Linked DNA regions of Homo sapiens: region 1 is linked to region 2. A link is an interaction called in ENCODE POLR2A ChIA-PET data of the cell type or tissue named here. Cell type or tissue: PC-9. All regions are shown on one strand. Links, peaks and the distances in the headings refer to the core of each region. The heading gives the core; the rest is flanking DNA.

What was found. Peaks named below come from ENCODE experiments on the same cell type or tissue, not always from the same donor. Only the 100,000 strongest peaks of a DNase experiment are listed, where the experiment ranks them.
Region 1: POLR2A ChIA-PET joins it to region 2 with 18 read pairs; 2 of 35 experiments call an interaction of 5 or more read pairs at or near these places.

What each region holds. Positions count from the first base shown.
Region 1 is chr9:82,744,484-82,749,868 of GRCh38, forward strand. The region is part of intron 2 of LOC107987087 (a long non-coding RNA gene); the gene reads left to right. All of the region lies in intron 1 of LOC124902188 (a long non-coding RNA gene), which reads right to left. It also overlaps the pseudogene RPS6P12. Among named protein-coding and RNA genes, the nearest start is that of RASEF, 320 kb to the right of the region's middle. In PC-9, for the core only: no CTCF peak of the experiment used is centred there; no DNase peak of the experiment used is centred there.
Region 2 is chr9:82,809,077-82,814,461 of GRCh38, forward strand. No RefSeq gene overlaps it. Among named protein-coding and RNA genes, the nearest start is that of RASEF, 250 kb to the right of the region's middle. In PC-9, for the core only: no CTCF peak of the experiment used is centred there; a DNase peak (open chromatin) is centred at 2,015; H3K27ac peaks cover 1,443 bases.

The DNA of each region.
Region 1 (5,385 bases), core at 255-5,254, 64 kb before region 2:
ATTGGCGTCCACAATAAACCCAGAACAGATTAGCACCTCCTTTCCCAAGTCCTCCTTGGTCTATTACAGGAATGCCCCTGCTCAGCAGCAGGCAGACATGGCCATGGTCAAGGTACCCTGCTTCATGAGGAAAACTTGTTTGTTTTTTCCCACTACTGATTTTGTACACATAACCCTTCTATTCTTCACTCAGAGTGTCAGCAGCAATTTCTGTGGCCATACGCTTCTCACAAAGGTATGAGGTTTGCTGTCATTATCTACTTCAATGAACTTCTGGCAGCCAGTAGCTGGGAAGGAAATGTGCAGCTTCCTTCTGAAACAGCTGATCACCCCCAAGGTGCCACGAAAAAGAGCTTGCCTCATTAATCTTTACCACAATTCTCTGTGCATTATTTTCCAAATTTTATATATGAGGAAACAGAAACAGAAGGATAGTGAGATTTTTCTCAAAATTGTTCATTCCATTAACAGTAGAGGCAAGATCTGAATCTATGTCTCCAATGTCCCAGACCATTCTATAACTCCACAAGGAAACTGCTACCTTTAGATAAATAGATCGGGTTGAAACTAAGGCTCAAAACTGTTAAAATGCCCCCAAATTCACATAGCTACTGAAAAACAAAGCCAGGATGTGAAGGCCAGTCTTTCTGATTCCAGGTCCTAAAATCCTAAGCTCTTTGATGCCTCAGATTTCTAACTCCTTCCAAACAGGTAATATTAAGTATATTATGGGGAGGTTATTATATACATTTATAACTACTGAGAGAAAATGGAGGAAGAATTGTTTTTCTTCTTTTTTTTTTTTTTTTTTTTTTTTTAGATGGAGTCTTGCTCTGTCACCCAGGCTGGAGTGCAGTGGCGCGATCTCAGCTCACTGCAAGCTCTGCCTCCCGGGTTCATGCCATTCTCCTGCCTCAGCCTCCCAAGTAGCTGGGACTACAGGCACCCACCACCATGCCCGGCTAATTTTTTGTATTTTTTAGTAGAGACGAGGTTTCACCATGTTAGCCAGGATGCTCTCGATCTCCTGACCTCGTGATCCATCCGCCTCAGCCTCCCAAAGTGCTGGGATTACAGGCGTGAGCCACCGCGCCCGGCCTGACCTTCTTAACTAAAATAAATCCTCCTGGCATTCAGGGCCCCTGGTGTGCACGGTACAAATTACAAAAGAGTCCAGACCCTCTGGGATCACTACAGCCCTGTGTGTATTGGTGGGCTGGGTGGAGCGCAGATGCTCTGATGGGGACAGGAATGCTGACATCAGGAGACACATCTGGCTCCAATACCTGATGGATGAACACAGGCAGGTCATCCCAGTGCAGTGCAGTACAGGGTTGGGTCCAGGAAGATCAGAAACCAAGAACTGGGTTAAAAATAAGGCAGAAGTTATGGCAATAACCAAAGTGGGGGGGAATACTCTATATACCTTTATATACTATGGAGTAAAGATCACAGCCTCTAGTTTATGGATGAAGAAACTAGAGTTGAGAGAATTCAGGCACCTTATCCAATGCCATAGAATCAGGATGTGAGAGCCAAGGTTCAAACCCCAAAATGCCTGAGTCCTACAGTAGTAAGATGAGCTTCCATGCATGGGAGGGTTCAGGTCTGTCTAGGCTATTTGGAAATATACTAAAGTTCAGTGAAGGCCAGTTGCCTTTAGCATGGCCTGAAAGAGGAAATGAGACAGTAAAGGGAAGAAACTTGATCCTGGCAGAGACACAACTAGCAAAAATCCCAGTGAGCTTCACACGTCCCGACATAGTCCCTACCCTACCTTCCTGCCTCCCTTGACAAACTGACCCAAATCACAAAGCAGAAAGTGGGGTCCCCTCCTAACTTAGTGGAGCAGGTCAAATCTCTAACCATAAAAGGTAAAACCAACCGCTGATGTCCTTGAGTGACGTCTTCCCAGGCGATTGAAGCGAGACTCTGGCATGACCCAACATGGAACTGACCAGATCCAGCTGCCTGGCAACAAGAGGCACTCCAGCGCAGACTTTCGCCAACTTTTTCCTCATTATAATGTCATCGTAATACTAAAATCACCACCCAAGGAGGTGCTTATCTGCCCCCTTCTGTACATGGGATGCATGTTAGGACACAACACCTCACTGCACAGGCGCAGAGAAGACCCCATCCAAACATGCTTATGCGTCACTCCTTTTTCCTGCCTTAACTTCCTTAAAATGACAGGAGCTGAGCCCCTCAGGAGCAAGCACCAGGATCCCCTTCCTGCATGCAGCTCCCTGGTGCTGCTCCATCCACAAGCCTATTAAACCTTGCCTGAGAAGACTTCTGCTTGGCCTGATGTTAGTTTACTACTTACAGGAGAGTCAAAGAACTTGGGACTCAGGTTATGGTAACAGAAGTACTCAACACCCAGCATCCAGCAGTCATATTCTGGGAGAGAAGAGACTATTAACTTTTTTTTTTTTTTTGAGTTGGAGTCTCACTCTGTTGCCTGAAGTGCAGTGGCGCAATCTCGGCTCACTGTGGCCTCTGCCTCCTGGATTCAAGCAAATGTCCTGCCTCAGCCTCCCGAGTAGCTGGGACTACAGGTGCATGAATTTTTGTATTTTTTTTATTAGAGACGGGCTTTCACCATGTTGGCCAGGATAGTCTTGATCTCCTGACCTCGTGATCTGCCCGCCTTGGCCTCCCAAAGTGCTGGGATTACAGGCGTGAGCAACTGTGCCCCAGCTGAGATCATTTACTTTTAAATGAACCCATTTAGCTTTCATGATGTGAAGAAAGGGAAAACAAAACAGTAAATTAAAAGCTTTAATATCTGAGGGAAATGCTTAAATAAAGAGTTGCAGGCAAAAAAAAAAAAAAAATAAGCAAATGAAAGGTAGAAGGGGAGGGTGAAAGGGAGGGAGAAATGGGAAAAAAATAAATAAAAAAAGAAAAAGATGAAGGGAGAGAGAAAAGAAGGGAAGGAGGAAGAATGGAATGAAAGAAAAGAAGTTTAAAGCACATGTGATCCACCACAAATTAGATCCCGCAGCAGTGAAGTCATAGGCAGCTGTGACTAAAGATTATTTTCGGATAATGAAATTAAATGCACCCAATCTTCTGCGCCCCTGTGGATCATGGGTTTTGGGAGACCATGGTCTATAGTGTATGTAATTTTGATAATTGTCCAAAAAACTTAGAACAATACTGTGCATACAGTGGGTGTTGCATAAATAAAAGGTTGACATTGATTGATAGTCCCTTCCCTAAAGGAAATTGATCTCCAATTCAAATCTCTAACATAACACTGAGTAAGGTTAATCTTCGTATCCCCACAGATGGAGACTAATGGGATGGGTCTAAGCAGGCAGAAGTGCATCAGGAAACCAAATTGGAAAATGATAGCTATTGTCACCCAGAGAATTGCCAAAGGTGGATGTCACTTATGGCTCCCAAGGCCAATGGCTGACCTTTTTATCCCCCCAGAGTTATCAATAGACTAGTGAAAGAAGACTGATAAAAATGAAAAATGCATGTAAATAAGTTTTTAATAAGTTATTTTAAAATGGTCATGAACAACCCTTAATTACTTGCTTTCAAAAAATAATAGCTGCCAACATGCTTAAGGTAGGGGAAGGACAGTTACTTCTCTGTGTCCTCAGACCAAGCCTCAGGCAAAATGCTGCCACATATGCAGACATGCCTTAAACAAACATGCCCTAGCAAAATGGCCCAGGTACTTAGTAACCAAACATCCATTAGCAAGCTGACACTAAGAAGTTATACAACCTGTTGTGTAAAACTGAAGAAGTCCCAGCTCTCCGGCCTTTGAGGTGCTCCTGAATATTTTAGCCAGCCCATATCTCTTAAATACCATTAATTTTACCAATGACAGCTCATTTCGAATGCTGATTATACTGAATAGAAGTCGTCAGTTTTGGCCGGGCGTAGTGGCTCATGCCTGTAATCCCAACACTTTGGGAGGCCAAGGTCAGCGGATCACGAGGTCAGGAGATTGAGACCATTCTGGCTAACACGGTGAAACCCTGTCTCTACTAAAAAATACAAAAAATTAGCCAGGCGTGGTGGCGGGCCCCTGTAGTCCCAGCTACTAGGGAGGCTGAGGCAGGAGAATGGCGTGAATCTGGGAGGCGGAGCTTGCAGTGAGCCGAGATCATCGCGCCACTGCACTCCAGCCTGGGGGACAGAGCCAGACTCAGTCTCAAAAAAAAAAAAAAAAAAAAAGAAGTTATCAGTTTCTACAATAAAAATCTATTTCTATTATTCATTATGCTGATTAACAAAACTACCGATGTAAATAAGAGATACAGATAAAAAACATGCCTTCAATAGTTACCTCTGAAGAGTGATCTTTCTCATACAATGCTAGGTAACTACTCCTGAAGTGTGAATTTCTAAGTATTACAACTTCCTGCTGCTTAGTAGTAAAACCAGCACATGCATTTATCTCATACTAGTTATATGTGGGTATTATAAAGTATATAACAAGCATCATAACGTGAATGATGAACCATATTTAAATACTTTTTTAAAATAATGATTTTAATAGTTGACAAATAAAATGCATTTCTTTATATAGATAAAATACATTCAATAGCCTCTTTTTACTGAATGTGAGAGAATATAAAAGACATAGTTGCGGCGGGGCGTGGTGGCTCACGCCTGTAATCCCAGAACTTTGGGACAGTTCTGGGCAGATCACGAGATCAGGAGATCAAGATCATTCTGGCTTACACGGTGAAACCCCGTCTCTACTAAAAATATTAAAAAAGTTAGCCAGGCATGGTGGCGGCATCTGTAGTCCCAGCTACTTGGGAGGCTGAGGCAGGAGAATGGTGTGAACCCAGGAGGCAGAGTTGCAGTGAACCGAGATCGCACCACTGCACTCCAGCCTGGGCAACAGAGTGAGACTCCGTCTCAAAACAAACAAAAAAAAGGCATAGTTGCTGATTTTTTCATATAAACATAAGAAAAACCAGCCACTCTGAGATAATTTCATATGCTGCAATATGATTGGTGTACTATTTTGAGCTGCAACTATGATGCTTGTCTTTTCAGTCAAGGGAACACAGCAGCTGGTCACCCTGCTCTCTAATTTCTAGGTGTCTGGCTCAAACTCCAATTCCTTTAAGTCTTTTCTTCTCCAGATGAGTGCTAGCAAGTCCCAGAAGGCCTAAGAGTCACATGTCCACTCAGGTAGAAGGCACATGAAGCTCTAATCCTGGGCTCATCGTACTGCAGTTTATGGTCTTACCCTCCCATGGGCCCAAACCTTTTTCTCATCTCCTTAACCCCAACCTGGAATTTATTTCCTTTCACTGATTTTTCAAAACTTGCACACACACTCACTCACTCACCCATTAACTCATTTACTCACTCATTCAAGGTGTGGCAAACTGAGCACTT
Region 2 (5,385 bases), core at 138-5,137:
TGATCCTCTTTTTCTTTTGCAGACACAGCCAGTATACATATTTTGGTTTTCTGTACTGTTTGTTATAGTCTATAATTTCCTCCAAAATTTCTTATATTTCTTTATTCTCTTCTGGCTTTTTTCTAATTCTCTTAAGCCTGTCATCCACTTTGTTGATTTAAGTTTTTTTTGCCATATAGCTTCCTTACTCTTCTAATTCATTTCTAAGTTCTGTCAAGCAACTATTTTCTCTTTTTTTTCCCCTTCTCTTTCGGTTTCCTTTATGTCTCATTCTGCTGTATTTTTGCTGTAGGAAGTTTTATATGGTCTCTTTGTTATTTTCTGATTAGCCACTTTGAAGGAATTATATTTTTCTGGACCTGCTATCTGCTATCAAAAACTTTAAGAAAATGGGAAAATGAGAATATTTATTTAAGGTGGTATACCTCAACCAGGGCCCATTAACAGCAAAAATAAGGGAAGAATGTTTGTTATCACCATTATTGTTTTACCTTTTTTTAACAATTACTAATTAAGAAAGATAAAATATTTAATTTAAAAAAGACAAGGCAAGTATTGTGTTATTTTTAAATTACTTTATTATATGCCTATAAAATCCCAAAATAATCATCTGAAAAAGTAATACAAATAGAATTTGATAAGATGTCCAATGTCAAAGAGATTATGGAATCACTATATATAGCTTCCCAGTATGTTGAAAATACACAACTAACACATTTAAGGAATTATGAGAAGAATGTTCATTATTTCAATCACATTTATTTAGTAGTAGTACATGAAAAAAAAACAACCGTAAACAATAAAGTGAATTTGTTGACTTATATACCCAAAATGTTCAGGAGTAGAGCAGCCTTCAAGTGATGTCCAATATAGTGGCATAGTGTTAATAATTATCCTGTTTCTATCTGTTGGTTTCCTTTTTCTTTTATGCCACACAGGAAAGATAATCTCTCCTTCACCCACTAAACAAAAGTTCTGGGCTCTCTGTAATTGCTCACCTTGGGTCACAAACTTATCAACAAATCATAGTGACTGAGGGCATTGCATGTTTTAATTGGCTTTGACTTGGATTATGTGCCCATCCTGAACCTGTCATCGTAGCCATTGGGTAGAATTATCCTCCTTTGGAGTCAGGGAGTAAACCCAACCCACTCCTTCATGATGGGATAAGGTGGAAGGGATATTAAGGAGGCAACTGCAATTGAGGATGGTGATGGTAGTAATGACGATTCTGATGGTCATGATAATAATGATAATATGATGATCATGATGTTGATGTTAATAGTAACAATAGCAATGACACTGAAGCTGTCTTGAGTACATAACATAAACTGTTGTGCTAACTACATTTTTATCAGATTTAAATTCACTAATTTCATTTGGTTCTTGTGTAAACTAAATAATATTATCCACGTAAGGTGCTTTCTACCTAATAATAATAATGATAATAATAATAATAAAATAATGATTATGATCATTCAATATTAATAAGATAGTAGTCATAATAGGAAAAGGAATAATAGTGGCAATAATATTAGCAGCAGCAATAGTGATAGTATTGGGTATATGGGTACTTTTCTCCAAATTTTATAAATGGAGGAACTGAGAATTAAAGAGGTTACATAACTTTTTTGAGGTAAGTAGAGGTTACATTAGTTTAAGACAAATAGAAGAGCTAAAATTCTAATACTGGTCTTCCTAGCTCAAAAGTCAGCTCCAAAAGAAATATACAGAATTTAGATTTAGAAAAATCAATAAACATGGCTTAGAAACAAAGGAATGCTGGAATAAATGGGAAGTTATACCTTGTACTTGAACAGGAAAACTCTATATTTAAAAGGTTAAACAATCCTAAGCAAAAAGAACAAAGCTGAAGGTATCACATTACCAGACTTCAAACTATACTGCAAGGCTACAGCAACCAAAATGTCAGAGGCATGTGAACCAGAACAACTCCATCTTGATTAGGAGCTGGGTAAAATGAGGCTGGAACCTGTTGGGCTGCATTCCCAGACAATTAAGGCATTCTAAGTCACAGCATGAAACAGGATGTCAGCACAAGGTATGAGTCATAGAGACCATGCTGATGAAACAGGTTGCAGTAGAGAAGCCGGCTCTAACCAACCAAAAACCAAGATGGCCACAAGAGTGACCTCTGGCCATCCTCACTACTACACTCCCATCAGTGCCATGACAGTTTACAAATGCCATGGCAATGTCAGGAAGTTACCCTATATGCTCTAAAAAGGGGAAGCATGAATAATCCACCCCTTATTTAGCATGTCATTAAGAAATAACCATAAAAATGGGCAACCGGCAGCACTCAGGGCTGCTCTGTCTATGGAGTAGCCATTCTTTTGTTCCTTTACTTTTTTAATAGACTTGCTTTCACTTTGCTCTGCAGACTCTCCCTGAATTCTTTCTTGCGTGAAATCCAAGAACCCTCTCTTGGGTTCTGGATCGGGACCTCTTTCCTGTAACATATTTATCTGTCCTGTAACAAAAACAGCATAGTATTGGTACAAAAGCAGACATCTGAACCAACAGAACAGAATAGAGAGCCCAGAAATAAAGTTGAATACCTCTAACTATCTGATCTTCAATAAATTTGATGAAAAAAAGCAATGGGGAAAGGACTTTCTATTCAACAAACGGTGATGGGATAACTGGTTAGCCATATGCAGAAGATTGAATGCCCTGCTTACACCATATACAAAAATCAACTCAAGATTAATGGAAGATTTACATGTAAAACCTAAAACTATAAAAACCCTGGAAGATAACCTAGGAAATACCATTCTGGACATAGGTCCTGGCAAAGATTTCATGACAAAGACACCAAAAGTAATTGCAACAACAAACAAAAATTGACAAGTAGAACCTAATTAAACTAAAGAGCTTCTGCACAGCAAAAGAAACTATCAACAGAGTAAACAGATAACCTACAGATGGGAGAAAATATTTGCAAACTATGCATCTGACAAAGGTCTAATATCCAGAATCTATAAGGAACTTAAAGTAACAAGCAAAAAACAAACAACCTCATTTAAAAGTGGGCAAAGGACGTGAACAGACACTACTCAAAAGAAGACATACATGTGGCCAGCAGCGTATGAAAAAATATACAACATCACTAATCACCAGAGAAATGCAAATTAAAACTACAATGAGATAATACCTCACACCAGCCAAAATGGCTATTATTAAAAGTCAAAAATAACAGATTCTGGTGAGGCTGTGGAGAAAAGGAAATGCTTATACACTGCTGGTGGGAGTGTAAATTCATCCACTGTGGAAAGCAGTTTGGAGATTTCTCAAAGAATTTAAAACAGAACTACCATTCAACCTAGCAATCCCATTACTGGGTATATACCCAAATGAATGTAAATCATTCTACCATAAAGACACATGCACACGTTATGTTCATTGCAGCATTATTCACAATAGCAAAGACATGGAATTAACCTACATGCCCAATGATAGACTGAAAAAAGAAAAAGTAGTACATATACACCATGGAATACTACACAGCCATACAAAAGAAAAAGATCATATCCTTTGCAAAGCATGAATGGAGCTGGAGGTCATTATCTTAAGCAAACTAATGCAGGAATAGAAAACCAAATACTGCATGTTCTCACCTATAAGTGGGAGCCAAACATTGAGTACACATGGCCACAAAGAAAGGAACAACAGACACTGGGGCCTACTTGTGGATGGAAGCTGGGAGGGGAGGGTGAGGACCAAAAACCTATTTATCGGGTACTATGCTTATTACCTAGGTTATGAAATAATTTGCACACCAAATCCCTGTGACCTGAAAATTACCTGTGTAACAAATCTGGACACGTTCCCCTGAACCTAAAGTTAAAGTTTAAAAAAAAAACCACAGTATCTTAAGATAAAAATTTTAAAACTTATGATGGCCATAAAGAGGAATGAAGTATTAAGTTATGCTACAACTTGGTTGAACCCTGAAGACATTATGCTAAGTAAAAGAACCTTAAACACATTATGCTAAGTAAAGTCCACATATATGATTTTATTTATATAAAATGTCCAGTACAGGAAAATCTAGAGACAAAGTAGGCAACTGATTACTTAGCTCTGGAGGATAGGGTGGGGAAAATAGGAGGGTAACAGCTTAAGGGTATAAGATTTCTTTCTGAGGTGATAAAAATATTCTAAAATTGACTCTGATGTTGGCTTCATGTACATGTGAGTATATTAAAAAAAAATTGTATCGTTCACTTGGAATACACAAATTGTAAGGTATGTGAATTACATCTTAATATATTTTTATTTAAAAATAAAAAACTTCAAAAAAGATTAAATATGATTTTGCTAAAATCACAATGAAATTCCCAGTGGGAGTGTGCGTGCACGTGTACATGTGTGTTTGGTGTTTTGTTCTGGGAGTCTAGGAGGAAATAATAAAACTCCTCAAAAACACCGTTTACTCCTCTCCACTCCCAGCTCCCCCGAGGTGAGGTATGACTAGGTGACAAGTTCCAGACCTATGCTCTCCCATAAGGTAGCCACTAGCCACATGTGGTTATTTATTTTGAAAATTAAATTAATATTTTCCCCAAATTCAAAATTCAATTCATCAGTCACATTAGCCACGTTCCAAGCATTCAATAGCCACACAAAACAAATGGCTACTGCACTGTAGAGTGCAGATTCTAGTACATTTCCATTATGGTAGACAATACATGTGTCTCTTTAACCCACACACAGTTCTCCAGCTGCTCTCCCACTGTTCTGGTGACTAGGGCACTGAGAAGGTGGCATTTTCTAGGTGGTGGCGCTATAAAGTGTTGAAGCCTAGGTCAGCCTGCTGAGTAATTCTGTGGAGAAATCCTCTCTCCTGCCCCACTCATACCCACCCATATGGGGCATAGACTCTGAGAAAAACATTAAATTCTGTTGTGTTAACCTGCTTAGATTTGGGAGTTGTTTGCTATCACAGTTTATCCCACCCATTCATGCCTAAGACAGGCAGCCAATGGTCAGATAGATATTATAAAGAGGTCAGGATACTTGACAAAGTGATTCAAAAACGCAAGTATAAGCATAAGAAATAATTCAGTAAAATTCTGAAAAAGAAGAATAAATAGCAAGACTCTGATATTTTAGATATTAAAATACACTGTAAAGTTACAATAGGAAAGAATGCAGGAAGAGGCAGACAGATCAATGAAAGAGAAGGGATGTGAGAATAAATGAAAATTTAGTGTGACATAAAGGTGTCATGTCTAAGTACCTGTGTTCCTATATGCTAACCAGAGTCTTAGAGTGTGAGATGGAAGCACTTTCTCTATTCTCTCCCAGAAGACTTGCCCTGATAGAGCCATCTAGGAACTGGGTCCACCAACACAAGGC